Linked DNA regions of Homo sapiens: region 2 is linked to region 1. Evidence: read pairs that join two places in POLR2A ChIA-PET (ENCODE). Cell type or tissue: CD4-positive, alpha-beta T cell. All regions are shown on one strand. Links, peaks and the distances in the headings refer to the core of each region. The heading gives the core; the rest is flanking DNA. Region 1 has its middle 180 kb from the start of CHD1. Region 2 overlaps CHD1-DT (CHD1 divergent transcript).

Evidence for each region. Peaks named below come from ENCODE experiments on the same cell type or tissue, not always from the same donor. Only the 100,000 strongest peaks of a DNase experiment are listed, where the experiment ranks them.
Region 2: POLR2A ChIA-PET joins it to region 1 with 7 read pairs; 2 of 35 experiments call an interaction of 5 or more read pairs at or near these places.

What each region holds. Positions count from the first base shown.
Region 1 is chr5:99,106,073-99,115,617 of GRCh38, reverse strand. No RefSeq gene overlaps it. Among named protein-coding and RNA genes, the nearest start is that of CHD1, 180 kb to the right of the region's middle. In CD4-positive, alpha-beta T cell, for the core only: no CTCF peak of the experiment used is centred there; no DNase peak of the experiment used is centred there.
Region 2 is chr5:98,985,319-98,994,863 of GRCh38, reverse strand. The region is part of intron 1 of CHD1-DT (CHD1 divergent transcript); the gene reads right to left. Among named protein-coding and RNA genes, the nearest start is that of CHD1, 61 kb to the right of the region's middle. In CD4-positive, alpha-beta T cell, for the core only: no CTCF peak of the experiment used is centred there; a DNase peak (open chromatin) is centred at 4,943.

The DNA.
Region 1 (9,545 bases), core at 607-8,606:
AGAGATTTATCACATTCTGATACTTCTCAGTTTAGAGAAATCCTGCCGCTGTTCCATATCAGAAGCATGCATCCAGAGAATAGAGAGAATGAACTCGAATATTCAATAAAACTAAATATGCTATTAAACAAGTCGGTAATGTATCCCCTGTCCTGCTTTTTCCTCATCTTCTGTTCCTCAATCTCCATATTCCCTTCTCATTCAATTCTCTTTCTCATATATATGTACAAAATTTAGCATACTGTATTTCAGAATTGTGTTCACTAAGTATTAACTACCAGTGTTTATTATTAAAGATAAAAGATATCTCCTTGGAAAAATTGATACAAATAATGTATAACTTTCAAATAAATTATACTAGAATTAGTGAAAAAAATTTAAATTTTATCTTTACACATAACAATTTCCCGGAAAATAATCAGACTAAAAAGACTGCAGGCTAGCATGTCATGGCTTTCCATGAAATAAATAATTTGATGAGAACTCTTGTAATTGGAATCTAGATGTCCTGACACACACAATCTCAGAACTATATTTTTTAAGCTAGCAACAAACTAAAAAAAGAAGAAAATATGGGCTACATATTAAAAAATCTTGACTGACCTTTTTAGTTTTCTCAATATCTTTCAATAATATAGTTCTCATTTCAAGGCTGTCTGTGTGTGTGTGTGTGTGGTGTGTGTGTGTGTGTACAACTGAAATAGTACCATAGAAAAGCCAATGCAAACTTGGCAGTTCCTGAATGAGGCTTGAAGACACCTTTCCGCAGCCTTCCTTTAGATTAGTACTGAGTTCAGTACTCCCAAACAACTTTCAGCACCTGAGTTAGCTCACTAGCCTCAAAACTTACCTGGATCATTCATATCTAAATCTTTGTGTATACATTTTTACTACTTGAATTATCTGTTCCTGTGTTTCCAGTATGATAGATAGCCATTAGCCACATGTGGCTATTTAAATTTTAATTAACTAAAATTACATAAAATTTAAATGTCAGTTCCTCTGTCATATTTGCTTCAAGTGCTCAATTGCCACATGTGGCTAGTTGGTACCATACTAGACAGTACAAATATGAACACCCCCATCATCACAGTAAGTTCTAGTGGACAGAGCTGATCTATACTGCCTTTATCTTTGTGCATACTGTTTGTCATTGTGCCCAGGAACCAATACAAACCCTGTCCAGCTAAATTGCACACATACTTCAGCACTTGCACACTAATGTTGACTCTCACTATTCTAAACTCCATAGCTCTTGTTTTAATGGCCATTTGTCACTCCAATAGTTCTTCATATTACTAAACTTTTTGTATATATCTTTTCTCATTAACTATATTCATTTAATCTTCAAATATTCACCAAGTACTTCACATGGTAGGCACTGTTCTGAGTTCTGGGAGACCATGTTCATCAAAACAGACAAGAACATGAGCTCCTTCCAATCAGAGCCAATGCTTCTTTGATTTCTCTAGTCCCTACAACAAAGTAAGGATACAGTAAGTGAATGAAAAAGATATTCACCATGTAGCAATAGAGGTCTAAGTTTAAAAGAAATATGGACAACAAAAATAGGGAATATTTTGACAGGAAATAATTTGATGCCTTCCCATTGGGCTTACTGTCTAAGTTACATATATATGTTCATTGGGTCACTTACATAATATTTTATGATTACATTTATGACAGTATTCAACCCACTGCATCATTTTCAGAATTTTTTAAACATCATCAAGTTATTAAGGCAATTAACTATCACATACATGAGGCTATCTGCTGAACTCTTTCATAGAAGAGAATATTTATCTTAATCATAAAAGGTGAAGCATAATAGTTACAATAAAGGCTAAGCTACTTTTAAAAAGTGAGAAAAATTACTGGCCTATATAAGGTATAATTTACTTATCTTTCATATAATGATCCCAAGGCGAGTGTTCAAGGTTGCTGAAGTGGCCTTGATCCACAAGGTCCTTCAGGCTCATAGGTACCTTTCACCTTATTGCTTTACCACTTCCCCTAAGGTATTATTTTCATCTGCATGGTTGAAGCTGGGTCACAAGCACATTATGTTCTATTTACAAGAAGGAAAAAAATAGAGGAAACCCAGGGTACTTTTTATTTTTAAGAAAATTAGGCAAAAATTGTCCAAATCACTTCTATTTCCATTCCACTGGTGATAACTTAGTTTGTGAGCACCAGCACCCTTGACCAAGAGTCCTGAGAAATGTAGTCTCTAGTTGTTTGTTTGTTTGTTTGTTTTGTTTTGTTTTGTTTTGTTTTGTTTTTGAGACGGAGTCTCGCTCTGTCGACTAGGCTGAAGCGCAGCGGCACGATCTCAGCTCACTGCAAGCTCCACCTGCCAGGTTCCCGCCATTCTCCTGCCTCAGCCTCCCGAGTAGCTGGGATTACAGGTGCCCGCCACCACGCCCTGCTAATTTTTTATATTTTTAGTAGAGACGGGGTTTCACCTGTATTAGCCAGGATGGTCTCGATCTCCTGACCTCGTGATCCGGCCTCCTCGGCCTCCCAAAGTGCTAGGATTACAGGCGTGAGCCACCGCGCCCGGCCTGTAGTCTCTAGTTTTGTGGCCATATGCTGAGAGAGAGAGAGAGAGAGAGAGAGAGAACAATAGAAGGAAATTGGGAGCAAAAAAATCACCTGCCAATCAATTTACTTTAGCTGTATTATCTGTAGAAGCTGATGTCTTAGATTATTATTCCATTTATACATAACACATTAGGGAACTACCAAAAGGCTTCTAATTCTAAGCCTATGCCTGTTGAAGAAAGCACTATCATGTTCTGTTCAGAATTCACATTGTCAGTTTCCAACATTTTACATATGCCCTGGAAGAGGACTGGTAAAAGGAATGTTTATCAGTTAATGAGTTTTAATAAATGTTATTGATTTACTATATTACTACTTTATAAAACATATGGGCCTGCCTCAAAGCTCATATGATTTCAAAGGATAACAGCAGAATGCAGCAAACAGAATTATAAATGCATTTATAATTCTTAAATAGTGCATTTAGCATTAGCTCAGATGAAATTATAAAGTATGCAATATATGACATCTCTCTTTTTTCCCTATTTCAACATTCAGCATCTTCCCAAGAATAACACCAGTTCTCTTTAAAGGCTCCTCTCTTCTTAGAAAAAAAACAATATGTATGAAAATCTCTAATACCTGAGTAAGTTTATTCCAAGTACTAGCCTCCAAGAGAATATTCATACTTTAATAGATGTTCTGGAGACAAAAAAAAACTGAATCTGTAGTGGTATCATTTTAGGATACAGACCTCTAGATGAAGGAAAGTAATCTGATCCTTTCTGGATCTTCCAAATAATAGAATATAAGGATACAGCTCATTATAATCCACGCATAGCCTGACCTGCCTGAATTCACATCATTTAACCAACAATGTTTGAATCCCCTGTTTCTTGAACAACTTCACATGTGCAGTTTTCTCTGGTGACCAAGTTTGCCCACCAGCTATACCATACTTTGACATTGCCACCCAGGACAAACTGTTGAGTCTGATGCTTCCTTAGAACAAATGATTATGGTCTTAGAATTCTAGTTTATGGCAATGACCCAGAAAATGATAAGAATATTGCCTGCTGGCAACCTTGAAACATATGTCTCATTGAACCCAGTCCTTGGCAATGTCACTCAGACTCAAATATTAATCCACAAACTTGTCTCAGCTGGCAGCTAGGTTGCAACGAATACAAACAGATAGGTAGATAGACACATAGATTGATACATACATAAATAAAAAGAGATGTGATTCATATTCATTTCTCTAAATCCCATAATTATTCAACCATATTCAAAGGTTGGTTAAAAAAAAAACATTTGTTATGATGGTGTTAGAAGACTTTTAGGAATAAGATCTTAATAAAGAAAAATACAGTGTTCTAGGTTTTTATTGTGACGTAAACTATTATTATGATCTCTCACATTTCTACCTTGACCTAAACAGCCAGACAGTTTTTTGGAATCTCTGACTGATTGCATTCAGAAAGAACCTGGGGCTGAATGAATCCTCTGAAGGCTCTGTTGGACTAACATCCAAGATGGCTCACTCACATGGCTGACAATTGATACTGGCTGCAGGATGGCGCATTCACTGGAGCTGTTATCCAAGCCTCCTACACATGGCTCCCATGGGGCTTTAAGCCCTACATTATGGTGGCTTCATTCCAAGAGCATCAATTCCAAAAGACAAGAGTAAAAGCTGCCATTGCCTTAAGATATAAACCTGAATACTTGCACTGCATCATCTCTGCCTTATTCTATTTTCAAAGCAGCCACAGAGGTCACCCAGATTCAAATGAGGGACTATAGCCTCCACTTATCAATGGAGAAGTGTCAAAGTATTTATGAACATCTTTAATTGGTCACACATGGCTATATACTTATTGCAGATGTAAGGAACAGCAAAAAGATTATTAAGCAACTTTTCTTGTAATAGCAGGTAATTAAACTAAAAGTGAATTTTAAAACAAAATAATTGACTTTCAATTACTTCAAATGAAGTTCATCTTGCCTCTGAGGAATTTTTAAAGTCCTGTTATGATTATTATTTTGTAAGTTATGAAGTTCTCTTTAACAGAACCAAAAGCTTAATAATTAAAGTAAGATCCTAAGGTAGCAATAGATATAAAAAATAAAAACTTAATGGTTAAAGTCAGAATACCCTAAATTGTATGGAAAGAAATAATGAACAAGTCTTTTATGAAAAGGCAACAAGGATAAATTTAAATTAATACATCAGCTACCACCTGTTCATCATTCAAAGTGAATTTTAAATAGAGAGATCTAATTTCCCCAAAGATATACCAATTACACATAGAACATTTGTAAACAAAAAGGCACCATGTCAGAAACAGACTGTTTGCCAATTCCATTTTCCCTTTCTAGCCCTCAAGAAGACTACATATCCTTGCTTCCTTTGAAGTTAGTTAGGGCTACGTGATTGGGTCCTGCAATGTGTACAGAATTGATGAGTGCAACTTCCAGAACTAGCCATAAACAACCTGTGTGATTCTGCATGCTTTCCTTCTTGGCTTCTTAGACAGGCAGATGAAAGAGATCCAGTGGAAGACTCCTAGTAGCCTCTGAGAGTCAACAGAGACAAGTCACCCTCTGGTACAGCTATGCCCTGTCAACCACTTGATATAATCAAGACAAAAAAACATTTGCTGTGCTAAGCCACTGTATGTATGGGTGTTGCTTGTTATAGCCATTTGCATTATATAGACTGATTAATGTATTTAAGAAAGTAAAAGTTAGTATCCCAACTCCATCCTAAAAGAGACACTACAATCACTTCTATTGGAATGTCCAATATCTTAGAAATTCAAAGTTGACAGGAACCATAGATGTCATCTGGCTGATCTAGTTACTCGATGCCAATAACCACGCACTATCATCAATGAATAAAACACTTATAAACACCCTGACTCAGAAAAATATACATTGAGAGAAGCAGGAGTGTGGAATCTTGTGTTGCCATGACAACAAGAATCTAATTCCACTTCAAAAGGATCACCAGCTCCTGTATGAAAAATAAACTTCTCTTCCAAGCAAGGTTTTTAAAGTGTTACATGTAGAAAGGAAAGTACTGAACATCTCACTCTAAACAACTGATTACGCTTTTTGGTACCATCAATACCAACTATGATCGATAATAGTAAAAACCAGTTTGGTTTCCTTAGGTATCCCTAAAATGTGAATGCCAACAACAAAATGAAAATTCCAGATAACATTTCATCTGCCAGGGAATAAAGTAGCTTTGCCTTGAATGATAATAATCATGCAAGCTTGGTAGTTTCCTCAAAATGAAACGCTTTGATCTGATAAACTAACCTTATGTATAAACTCGTATTCTAAAAGCCTTGCTGCTTTAAGTAAATACATGATTACATCAACATTGCATGATACTGAAGTTCTTTGAAGTTGTGTGGTAGCAATATTATAGATATAGGTCATTTTCGAATTTTAAATCCTACAGATCATTCAGTCCAAATTAGGAAATTGAGACTCAGAGATGCCTAGTAACTCAACTAAAGCCACAAGGTAAATTAATGCTTTTTTGTACTATTTTACCATTTTTATATTACTACACCGTTGATACTATTTTTTACTGTACAGTGTTTTCTATTAAAAGTAATTAAAGTACACATACTTCCAATAATTACTTTAGAATGCTTACATAGTCAATATCATAATATCTAGGTTTTTAAAAATCTTTTGCCAAAATTATACTTCAGCATGTAGCAGTAACTTCAAAGTAATCTAACTCTAAGAAGCTTATGAAACAATAAATTTGTCTCTTAACTGTTTTAAACTTCTTCTTTGTCCTTTACTGTCCTTTGCAAAAACTAATGCTGTAAAACTTTATCAAGTTGTATTAACTGTAAAAAAAATCTAATAAAAAATTGCCATTAATATGTATCTCATTATAAATATAACAAAATTCAGGTGTACAGCATTATTATTCCAGTTGCATGCATTAACGGAGTTACCCAACATTAAAGTCCTGCTATAATGAATATACAGAAATAATTTTTAAATTATTGAAGAACCTGAAATTGAATTTATGTATTTATAAATAGCAATTACACTATATTACATTTGGAGTGTTTCTAAGCTGACTGAAAACAATTCATTTATCTAATTAGGTAGATACAACACCGAAATTACATTTACTGTTAATTTCTTAGTATTTTTTTCTTTGAAAATATAAATGTAAATATCTGTTAAGCCTGTATTCAAATTAATGTAAATACATAATCAATGAAATTCCACATAAAATATTTTTGTATATTAATAATGACAACATTTAAATGACAAGAAAAATTAACTGTGGAGGAAATATCTATCCTCGCATTTTCAAAAATGCAAAGAATAGGGAAGCTTAACAAAAAGCTTATAAACAAATAAGTCTTTTCCGTGAGCCCTTCGTAAACCCTAATTATTCTTTAAGCCTTAGCATTGAAAAATAATCAATTTAAAAAACAGATCCATCAATATTCTGCCTCAGGTAATTCCTTATTTATTTTAGGTAAAGGTGGAAGAGCAAAACTATGGAGAGGGACAAATATATGGATTGATAATATATGAGCTTCCCATCTTTTACCACTACTAGAACCTTGCTTTTCTCGAGTTTTTCTTTGTATCACAGCCAACATCATAAAATAGATAGACCAACCTCCTCGCAGTTTCCCCAAACACACACACACAAATGCTGAAAGGAAATCTAGTCTTAACTGTCATTATTTGGCATGTATTAGGAACAAGGTCTGAATAAAAACAGAAGCAATGAGCTAGACATACCTACCAGCAGTTCATTTCCTATGCCATATCGAATTTGGTATTTATTTAACAAATGTCTTCTTTGATTTAACCCTTTTTCCATCCTAATAAAGTTAGTATGGCATTGAAAAGAGATTATCATTCTTATCTTTATCACAAAACAGAAATAATAAATATTCAAATGGAAAAAATAATTTTGGCAGCGGGAGAAGATTTACAAATTGTCCCTTTATCTAAAGAACCATACAGTCTCTTTATTCACAGACATACCTGTGTGGAATTACTGACAGAATAACAGGAAAATATGATAAAATCATCATCATCATCTATACTTGAGACTGGCCAAAGATATTTGTCTCTATCTCAGTGTAAAAATCTCAACACAATCAAAATGTTGTAAGGTTTTTTTGTGTTTTCTGTTTGGTTTGGTTTCAGAATAATGCATCTTGTCCACCTAATGTAATGGAAATCAGTGATAAAATGTTAAAGTGAAAATTGAAAATTCAAATTTAATTTTAAAAATTTATTTCTATTTTTAATATAACTAGAAGATCAAGTTTTCTTAACACCATCAATCACATTCTCTTTGGAACACCAAGGTCCAACCCTAATGTGGGAACTTAGGAACCAGTCCATCTCTTTGCCAGTTTGGTGGCCTTGGGGAAAAAGTTGTCTGTTAGCTTTCTCTCTATATCCTTTGCCCTTCAACTTTTCTCCTCCATTATTTACCCTGAGAAACCTGGCAATTTCTCTATAAAAAAGAAGTGGTCATGATGGAAATATTCGATGTGCAAGACTAAAATCTAATAATAGAAAAATTGGGGCATTATGAGTAACTCATAACCTAGGAACTAAACAGGAGTAAATTGAGGACAAAATGACTGAAATACATGAAAACAAATGGCCGTAGTCCATGGATATATTTTTAAGGACTAAAAGAAAATAACGCTTCTAATCCCATCTCTCAGTATTCTTACAACTAATACTCAGTTATTGAGCATGTCTTGCAACATTTAGATGTGTAAGGAAGGAGATACAAGTGGCTCCTGTCACACTCTGGCCAATGTTTAGTGTGTTTTCAATGGCAGTCTTTAGGGACACTGGTCAGCTCCCTCTGGCATCTCTTTTACATTAATGAAAAATAGTAGATGCCATGTTAGATTAGAAACCCCTCTAATTAAGAAATACAGAAGAAAAGAAGGAGCATCCATGACTCTTGAGCAATGAATGCCTCAGATTTTATCTATAACTGGGTAGTCTGAACTATATTACTTAAGTTTACTTAGCAAGTAAAGGATGAAATTTGTTTAATCCATATTTTTGCTTAAAGAGAGGGCAATGAGGACAGTAAAATCCAACCCCTTCAACTTTACCAAGCCACAGAAAAACACCAAACCAGACTAGAAAAAAGTGTAATCCCCCAATGTAAATCATTAAATTTCTAGATTTATCTCCTATATGGAGAGAATTTAAGAATACACATGAGGATAACTGCAAAATAATGCAGCAGCACTTCCAAATCTAATGAAATGTTATTTTAAGTGTTTTATAATATGGTTATATAGTATATAACAAGATCTAATTTGCATATAAAACAAATGTGTTTATTTGCAATATGTTATATAATAATTTTATCCTATTATAGTTTTCACTTTGGCAACAAATATACTTAGACACATTTATTACTATCCAGAGGTCTAAATAATGTTCATTGAAATCTTGGGCATAATAGAATGCCTCAAATAAATAGTAGCAAATGCAGAGCTTTATGACCAAAAAAGAAATAAATTAATAAATTAGATATACCTGAAAAACATATTTAATACACTGGAAAGATACTGTGCTGTGAACACGCAACTTTAGAATTAATAAAACACTGCACATACCCCAAACATCTTTATGTAAAACCAAAGCCTGTGATAACTAGCCCTGAAGACATTCATGCATACCTGTGCATATTATATCTTGCTGTAAGTGAAAATTAGTTACTCATATCATTTAGCACTATCTGAAAGCCTGTTTTTTAGAAAGAAAATAGGCACACTCAAGCAAGCAGATTATAGATAACAACAGAGTTCCTTTTGGTTATTCTTTATCTCCACTATTATAGGTCTTTCTCACTCAGTTCATTCTTGCTGGGTAAGGTACGAAGGGAAGTAAGATAAACAAGTCCTTTTCCAAAGATGTTCACTTGCTCTAAAAGCTATCATGAATTTAATTAA
Region 2 (9,545 bases), core at 1,140-9,139, 120 kb after region 1:
GGCCGGAGCCTGGAGTTCTGATGTCCAAGGATAGGAGAGGAAGAATGCATCCCAGCTCTAGGAAATAGATGGACATATTTGTCTGTCCTCTGTTTTTGTTCTCCAGCCCTGGCAAATTGGATGGTGCCCACCCACGTTGAGGGAGGGTCTTCCTCACCTAGTCCATTCACACTCACATGCTAATCGCTTCTGTAAACACCCTCACAGACACACCCCAAAATAATGCTTTACCAGGTTTCTGTGTATTCAGTAATCCAGTCAAGTTGACATCTAAAAGTAAACATTACAAGGTGTATTGGGGAGTTCAGAGACAGGGAAATAAAGTAGCGAATAATAGAATCTAGAAGAGGTAGTTGGCTTTTGCAAATCAGAGTAAGCATGTCTATAGTCTAAGGGCATTCAAATTCAGTATTTATTTATCAAAAGTGCTAACCAAATTAAACAGTTTTTGGATCATTCTAAGAGGCTAGCTCCCAGTTGGCCACATACATAGTTTTGAGTTGTCATATGTCATTTCGGTTAAAATATTGTCCTATCCTATTTCTGATGTGTCTAGAGGAAACACCATGCCTTGAGCGGGCTACATGGCCCATCTCTGGATGATGCAAAGCAGCTGTGGTAAGGATTACAATCAGTTAGGGCATTTCTTTTTTTTTTCTCTTTGAGACAGGGTCTCACTTTGTCACCCAGGCTGGACTGCAATGGTGTGAACATGGATCACTGCAAACTCCACCTCCTGGGCTCAAGTGATCCTCACACCTCAGCCCCCTAAGTAGCTGTGATTATAGGGGAACACCACCATATCTGGCTAATTTTTGTATTTTTTGTAGAGACAGAGTTTCCCCACTTTGTGCAGTTTGGTCTTGAACCCCTGAGTTCAGGCAATCCGCCTGCCTTGGCCCCTCAAAGTGCTGGGGATTACAGGCATGAGCCACAGTGCCTGGCCCAGTTAGGGTATTTCTAATACTCTGTGATCTCATTTGAATGGAACAGCAACATCCCATGGTTGGAGTGTTAAATTCATGTGGGTTAACAGGAGGACAAAATAAAAGCTATTGGCTTTACACTTGAGGGAACTCAAGGCGTTTCTTGCCTCACTTCGCCTCCAAAAGAGGATACCTACTGATAACAAAAGTAGGTAACAATGCTGGGGGCTGGAGTTTTTTATGTCACTAGTGAAAAGGTTAAAGCAGTACTTTCTCAACCTTTTTCAGTTTATGCCACAGCCTGCAGTGACTGCGATAAAATTCTTTCATCCTCCTACCTGCCCCAAAGGCACACTCTGACCCTTTTCTTTGAGAAGCACTCTTTAAAGTTCCTTGAATGCATGTGGTATTGCACCTGGCTTTTCCTCACTGGGTTTTTTTCTATAAACCTTCCTTACTTTATGGGTAAGTAGTAGATGGCCTTAGGGTTCCTCCTAATTGAGAAAGTGGTGTCTTCTTTTCTTTTTTCTCTTCCATTCCTAAACCTTCCCTTTTTAAAAGTTCACTTACAGAAAGAATTCACAGAGGTCTATTTGAGCTTGTCGGTCTTCAAGAAAAACATATTTTTGCTTGTGATATACTTTTGCTTGTGACAGTTCTCTCTTTGTTTTTTTTTTTTTTTAATTTAAGTTCTGGGATACATGGGCAGAATGTGCAGGTTTGTTACATAGGTATACATGTGTCATGGTGGTTTACTGCACCTATCAACCGGTCATCTGGTTTTAAGCCCCATATGCATTAGGTATTTGTCCTAATGCTCTCCCTCCCCTTGCCCCCCAGTTCTCTTTTTCTTAAAACTTTTAAGTTTGGGGTTACATGTGCAGGTTTGTTACATAGCTAAACTCATGTCATGGAGATTTGTTGAACAGATTATTTTATCACTCAGGAATTAAGCCTAGTACCCATTAGTTACTTTTCCTGATCCTGTGCCTCCTTCCCACCCTCCACCCTTTCATAGGCCCCAGTGTGTGTTGGTCCCCTCTGTGTGTACACATGTTCTCATCATTTAGCTCCCACTTATAAGTGAGAACATGCAGTATGGATTTTCTGTTCCTGAGTTAGTTTGCTAAGGATAATGGCTTCCAGCTCCAACTATGTCCCTGCAAAGGACATGACCTCATTCTTTTGTATGGCTGCCTAGTATTCCATGGCATATATGTACCACACTTTCTTTATCCAGTCTATCATTGATGGGCACTTAGGTTGAGTCCAGTTCTTTGCTATTGTGAACAGTGCTGCAATGAACTGTTCAGGCAGTTTATTGCAAGACACATGCAATAAAGACACATGCATGTGTCTTTATAACAGAATGATTTATATTCCTTTGTGTATACACCCAATAATGGGATTGCTAGGTCGAATGGTATTTCTGTCTTCGAGGAATCACCACACTGTCTTCCACAATGTCAACCTTTTACCATCTATAAGTCATCAAGAGCCCAAACCAGTGTCTGAGTTTATGAAAAAATGGTCAAGAATGACAGGTGGAGCACTGGGCACGGTGGTTCACACCTGTAATCCCAGCACTTTGGGAGGCCGAGGTGGGTGGATCACGAGGTCAAGAGTTTGAGACCAGCCTGGCCAACATGGTGAAATCCCATCTCTACTAAGAATACAAAAATTAGCCAGGCGTGGTGGTGCGTGCCTGTAATCCCAGCTACTGGGGAGGCTGAGGCAGGAGAATCTCTTGAACCCGGGAGGCGGAGGTTGCAGTGAGCCAAGATCGTGCCACTGTACTTCAGCCTGGGCGACAGAGCAAGACTCTGTCTCAAGAAAAACAACAAAAAAAGAATGATAAGTGGAAATTAGGAAAGTGTACAAAGCTTCTTCTGCTAAGAACTGTACAGTTTTTATTTAATATTAAATATACTAATATATCACCACACCCAGGCAAATCACTTGAGGCCAGGAGTCTGAGACCAGCCTGGCCAATATGGCGAAATCCTGTCTCTACTGAAAATACAAAAATTAGCTGGGCATGGTGGCGCATGCCTGTAATCCCAGCTACTCAGGTGGCATGTACCAGTAGTCCCAGCTACTTGGGATGCTGAGGTGGTAGGATTGTTTGAGCCCAGAAATTCGAGTCCAACCTGGGCAACATAAAGAGACCCTGCCTCCAAATAAAAATAATTAAAAAAAATCAAATATATAAAATACCTAATGAATGTGCAATGCAGATGACTTCAGCAGACTCCAATTCTACTAGGAAACTTGTGGAGCTAAGATAGTAGTTATTCATTTGTCTCTCTTTAATATCTCAACACAGTTTAGAAATCAAAAGATGAGGAGCAATATTAAATTTGGTATTCAAAATTAAGGTTTACATTAATGCTATCAAATGACTTTTATTAATTTAATACTTATATGCTTGGTTTTTCATAGATCAACTTCCCTCTTATTATTTTAAATTTTTATAGACTTAGAGAGTACAAGTGAATTTTTGCTTGTTTCTTTGGTTGGTTGGTTGGTTTTTTTGAGACAGGATCTTGCCCTGTTGCCAGGCTGGAGTGCAGTGCTGGAGTGCAGGGCTTACAGTAACTTCGAGCTCCCAGGCTCAAGCAATCCTCTCACCTTGGCCTCTTGAGTAGGTGAGACCACAAGTGCACATCACCACACACAGCTAATTGTTAAAAAAAAAAAAAAAAAAAAAATTGTAGAGACTGGGTCTCCCTATGTTGCCCAGCAGGTCTTGAACCTCTGGGCTCAAGGGATCCTCACACCTTGGCCTCCCAAAGTGCTGGGACTACAGGTGTGAGCCACCGGGCCAGCACAAGTGCCGATTTGTTACATGGATATACTGCAGAGTGATGAAGTCTGGGCTTTTAATGGTCCCATTATCCTAATAGTGTACATTATACTCATTAGGCAATTTCTCATCCTTCACCCTCCACTTCCACCCTCCTACCTTTCCAAGTCTCCAATATCTGTTATTCCTCTCTCTATGTCCATGTGTACATATTATTTAGCTCCCACTTACTAGTGAGAACATGAGATATTTGGCTTTCTGTTTCTGAGTTACTTCATTTAAGATAATAGCCTCCAGTTCCATCCATGTTGTTGCAAAAAACATGATTACATGTATTTTTATGGATGAGTAGTATTCCATGGTATATATGTACCATCTTCTTTATTCAACCATCCGTTGATGGACACTTAGGTTGGTTCCACATATTTGTTATTGTGAATAGTGCTGCTATAAACATGAGTGCAGGTAGATTTTGATATAATCATTTCTTTTCTTGTGGGTAGATACTCAGTAGTGGGATGTTGGGTTGAATGGTAGTTCTATTTTTAGTTCTTGGAGACATCTCCATACTGTTTTTCACAGAAGTTGTACTAATTTACATCCCCACCAACAGTGTATAAGCATCCTCTTTTCTCTGCATCCTCACCAACATCTATTTTTTTTTTCATTTTTAATAATAGCCATTTTTCACTCCTGTAATCTCAGCACTTTTGGAGGCTGAGGCAGGAGGATTTAGACAGTCTCAACATAGACAGGGTCTTACTATGTTGCATAGGCTGGTCTTGAACTCCTGGGCTCCAGACAGACTCTTGGGCTTGAGCCCAGGAGTTCAAGACCAGCCTGGGTAACATAGTGAAACTCTGCCTCTACAAAAAATAGTAAGTTAGCCCAGCATGGTGGCATGTGCCTGTAGTCCCAGCTACTTGCAAGGCTGAGGTGGGTACATCAGTTGAGTGTGGGAGGTTGAGGCCGTAGTGAGTTGTGATCATGTCACTGCACTCTATCCTGGGTGACAGAGCAAGATTGATATGATTAGGCCTTCTGTTACCACCCAAATCTCATCCTGAATTATAATCCCCATAATCCCCATATGTCAAGGGTGAGACCAGGTGGAAGTAACTGAATCATGGGGCTGGTTTCCCCCATGCTGTTCTCATGATAGACAGTGAGTTCTCAAGAGATCTCGTGGTTTTATATGGGGCTCTTCCCTCTTCCCTTGGCACTTCTCCTTCTTGCCACCTTGTGAAGAAGCTTCCTGCTTCCCCTTTGCCTTCTGTCATGATTGTAAGTTTCCTGAGTCCTCCCCAGCCATGCTGAACTGTGAGTCAGTTAAACCTGTTTCCTTTATAAATTACCCAGTCTCGCGCAGTTCTTTATAGCAGTATGAAAACAGATTAATACAAAGTCCTTGTCCCTAAAAACAAAAACAAACAAATAAACAAAATGAACACACAAAAAACAAAATAAAACCAATCCCAGCCATTCTGACTGGTGTTAGATGATATCTCATTGTGGTTTTAATTTACACTTCTCTGATAATTAGTGATGTGGAGCATTTTTTAATATGCTTCTTGGCCATTTGTATGTCTTCTTTTGAAAAACAGCCCACTTTTTAATGGTGTAGTTTTTTCTTTTTCTTTTTCCTTTTTGTTTTTTTTAGACGAAATCTTGCTCTATCGCCAGGCTGGAGTGCAGTGGCGCGATCTCGGCTGGCTGCAACCTCCGCCTCCCAGGTTCAAGCGATTCTCCTGCTTCAGCCTCCTGAGTAGCTGGGACTACAGATGAGTGCCACCACATCCAGCTAATTTTTGTATTTTTAGTAAAGATGGGATTTCACCATGTTGGCCAGGATGGTCTCGATCTCTTCACCTCCTGATCCACCCACCTCGGCCTCCCAAAGTGCTGGGATTACAGGCTTGAGCCATCGCACCCTGCTGGAGTAGTTTTTTTCTTGCTGAATCGTTTGAGTTTCTTGTAGTTTCTGGACATTAGTCCTTTGCTGGATGCAAAGTTTGAAAATATTTTCTCCTATTCTGCAGGTTTTCTGTTCACTATGTTGACTCTTTTGCTGTACAGAAGCTTTTGAATTTAAGTCCCATTTGTCTATTTTGTTGTTGTTGCATTAGCCTTTGAGGTCTTAGTCATGAATTCTTTGCCTAGGCCAATGTCCAGAAGAGTTTTTCCTAGGTTTTCTTCTAGAACTTTTATTGTTACAGGTCTTACGTTTAAGAGTCTTTAATCTATCTTGAGTTAATTTTAGTATACAGTGAAATAAAGGGATGATCTCTTGAGTCCAGGAGATGGAGGCTGCCGTAAGCCAAGACTGCTCCACTGTACCCCAGCCTGGGCGACAGAGTGAGACCCTGTCTTAAAAGAGAGAGAGAGAGAGAGAGAGAGAGAGAGAGAGAGAGAGAGAGAGAGAGAGAGAGAGAGAGAGAGACTATTAACCCAGATAGGAGATTAAGATGGTTTCAAAATGGTGAAAAGTTTCTGGATTTGGGATATTTATTGAAGGTGAGTCTAAAAGAATTAGTAATAGATTGGATGTGGTTATGAAGAAAGAAAAATTAAAAATTACTCCAAATTACAAATTCCTTCTTTTCCTTAGACTTTACTTCAGTCAAAGATGCTTCCACCTGTCTTTCATTCTTCCTGCCTGCCTGCCTTCCTCCTTTTCTTCCCTCCTCTCTTCTTCATTCAGAATCAGACTTGCATTGCATTCTGATGGTTCAATCAGCTCCATTTTTCTCTCCTTATTTTACAAACAGCATTCTTTTTTATTTATTTATTTATTTATTATTATTATACTTTAAGTTTTAGGGTACATGTGCAGAATGTGCAGGTTAGTTACATTTGTATACATGTGCCATGCTGGTGCGCTGCACCCACTAACTTGTCATCTAGCATTCGGTATATCTCCCAATGCTATCCCTCCCCCCTCCCCCCACCCCACAACAGTCCCCAGAGTGTGATGTTCCCCTTCCTGTGTCCATGTGTTCTCATTGTTCAATTCCCACCTATGAGTGAGAATATGCGGTGTTTGGTTTTTTGTTCTTGCGATAGTTTACTGAGAATGATGATTTCCAATTTCATCCATGTCCCTACAAAGGACATGAACTCATCATTTTTTATGGCTGCATAGTATTCCATGGTGTATATGTGCCACATTTTCTTAATCCAGTCTATCATTGATGGACATTTGGGTTGGTTCCAAGTCTTTGCTTTTGTGAATAATGCCTCAATAAACATATGTGTGCATGTGTCTTTATAGTAGCATAATTTATAGTCCTTTGGGTATATACCCAGTAATGGGATGGCAGGGTCAAATGGTATATCTAGTTCTAGATCCCTGAGGAATCGCCACACTGACTTCCACAATGGTTGAACTAGTTTACAGTCCCACCAACAGTGTAAAAGTGTTCCTATTTCTCCACACCCTCTCCGGCACCTGTTGTTTCCTGACTTTTTAATGATCGCCATTCTAACTGGTGTGAGATGGTATCTCATTGTGGTTTTGATTTGCATTTCTCTGATGGCCAGTGATGGTGAGCATTTTTTCATGTGTTTTTTGGCTGCATAAATGTCTTCTTTTGAGAAGTGTCTGTTCATGTCCTTTGCCCACTTTTTGATGGGGTTGTTTGTACAAACAGCATTCTTAAAAAATGAAATTGTCACTTGTTCCACATTACTGCAAAACAAACAAAAACACAGAAATTCAGTCACTTGTTCAATGAGAGGATCTTTAGAAATAATAATAACAACAATAATAGCTGTATTTGTCAGGAGAGTCTAGGTTATGTTGCTATCATGGAAAAAAATTGGCTGGATGCAGTGGCTCACACGTGTAATCCCAACACTTTGGGAGGCCTAGGCAGGTGGATCATTTGAGGTCAGGAGTTCGAGACCAGCCTGGCTAACATGGTGAAACCACATCTCTACCAAAAATACAAAAAAGAAAAAAAAAATAGCCTGGCGTGGTGGTGCATACCTGTAACCCCAGCTGCTTGGGAGGCTGAAGCAAGAGAATCCCTTGAACCCATGGCAGAGGTTGCAGTGAGCCAAGATTATGCCACTGCACTCCAGCCTGGGCAACAGAACAAGACTCTGTCTCAGAAAAAAAAAAAATGCAGACAAAAATCCATTTCTTCCTTTATGCAAAGTTTACTGCAGGTCCAGGAATTATTCTAGGGCACGTGTTTTCTATGGATTTTCCGGAGATCCAGATTACTTTGATGTATGTTAGCTCTTTCACCTCGACTTGAGGCCTCCTTCATGACCAGCAGGGAAAGATAGATGAAGAATTGTCAATGGACTTTCACTGCATCTGCCTGAAAATGATATGCATCACTTCTGCTCACATTTTTTCATCAAATCAAGTGACACAGCAGTCTTCCATGTGTCAGGAAGGGGAAGATGATGTAACATAAATAAAACCCAGAATTGTCTACCTTATTGTAGCATTGTTACCTAATATATAAATATATAGCATTTTCTATGTGACAGGCTATGAGATTAAGACATATCTATATCTATTTATCTAATCTTTCTATTCACTTTATTCTCACAAAGCTCCTAAGTGATAGGTAATACTAGAATCCCTTCTTTTCAAATAAAAAAAAAGAAACAAAAACCCCCTGCTAATTTAATTTTTTTAAACACTTATTTCAATAGATCACATAAAATCTTTTTATTTTCAATATAGTCCTTGTGGCAGTGGCAACCATGAGAGTGTGCCTCTTAGATCTTCTACAGCAGGAAGTCTAATGGGTCAAGAGCTCTTACCTCTGTGGTCTGAAATCAATTGCTAGGTTTGCACTGAAGCCAAATTTTCCAGGAGCTGCTCCCATCCAGCAGGAAGACAGGCCTGTTCCTGGGAGATGCCAGGACTCTTCTGATGGTCTGCTTTGTGTTTTTTTGTTTGTTTGTTTGTTTGTTTTTGAGATGGAGTCTCGCTCTGTCACCCAGGCTGGAGTGCAGTGGCACGATCTCGGCTCACTGCAACCTCCACTTCCCAGGTTCAAGCGATTCTCCTGCCTCAGCTTCCCGAGTGGCTGGGACTATAGGCGTGCACCACCACACCCGGCTAATTTTTGTATTTTTATTAGAGACAGGGTTTCACCATGTTGGCTAGGCTGGTCTCGAACTCTTGACCTCAGGTGATCTGCCCGCCTCAGACTCCCAAAGTACTGGGATTACAGATATGAGCCACCACGCCCAGCCGGTTTGCTTTGGTTTGAGGACCCTCCAGTGGTCTTGCAGACTTTTCCTTTGATTACACAACAGTAAAAGTTGCTTCTCCCGGTCCTTCCTTTTTCCTTCCTTCCTGCCTGCCTACCTTCCTCCTTTCTTTTTCCCTTTTCTTCACTCAGAATCAGACATGCATAATAGTCCTATGGCTCTCCTAGCATCTCCCAACTCCCCATGTTTCTTTCATCAGTATTTACCCTAACAAATATTTTTCATATTTAATCCTATCTTGGCTTCTGCTCTTTGGAGGATCCAGACTAACACAGGGCTAGTGTATTCTATATGTGACTCTGTGTATATATGATAATAATTTGTAATTTGTAATACTTTTGACTTTTAACTAATTTTAACTTGTATTAAAATAATGTATACACATAATTTAAAAGTTCAGTGGAACAGAAAAAGGCTTATAACAAATTGTAGCAAACTATAACCTTTCCCCTACCTTTCTCAACCTATTCCTTAAATGCTACCACTTTCAATATTCATACATTTTGCTGAGGTGAAGGAGTTTGTAATGATATGCTAATATTGTTCATTCTTGTTTTGTTAATTATATGTATCAT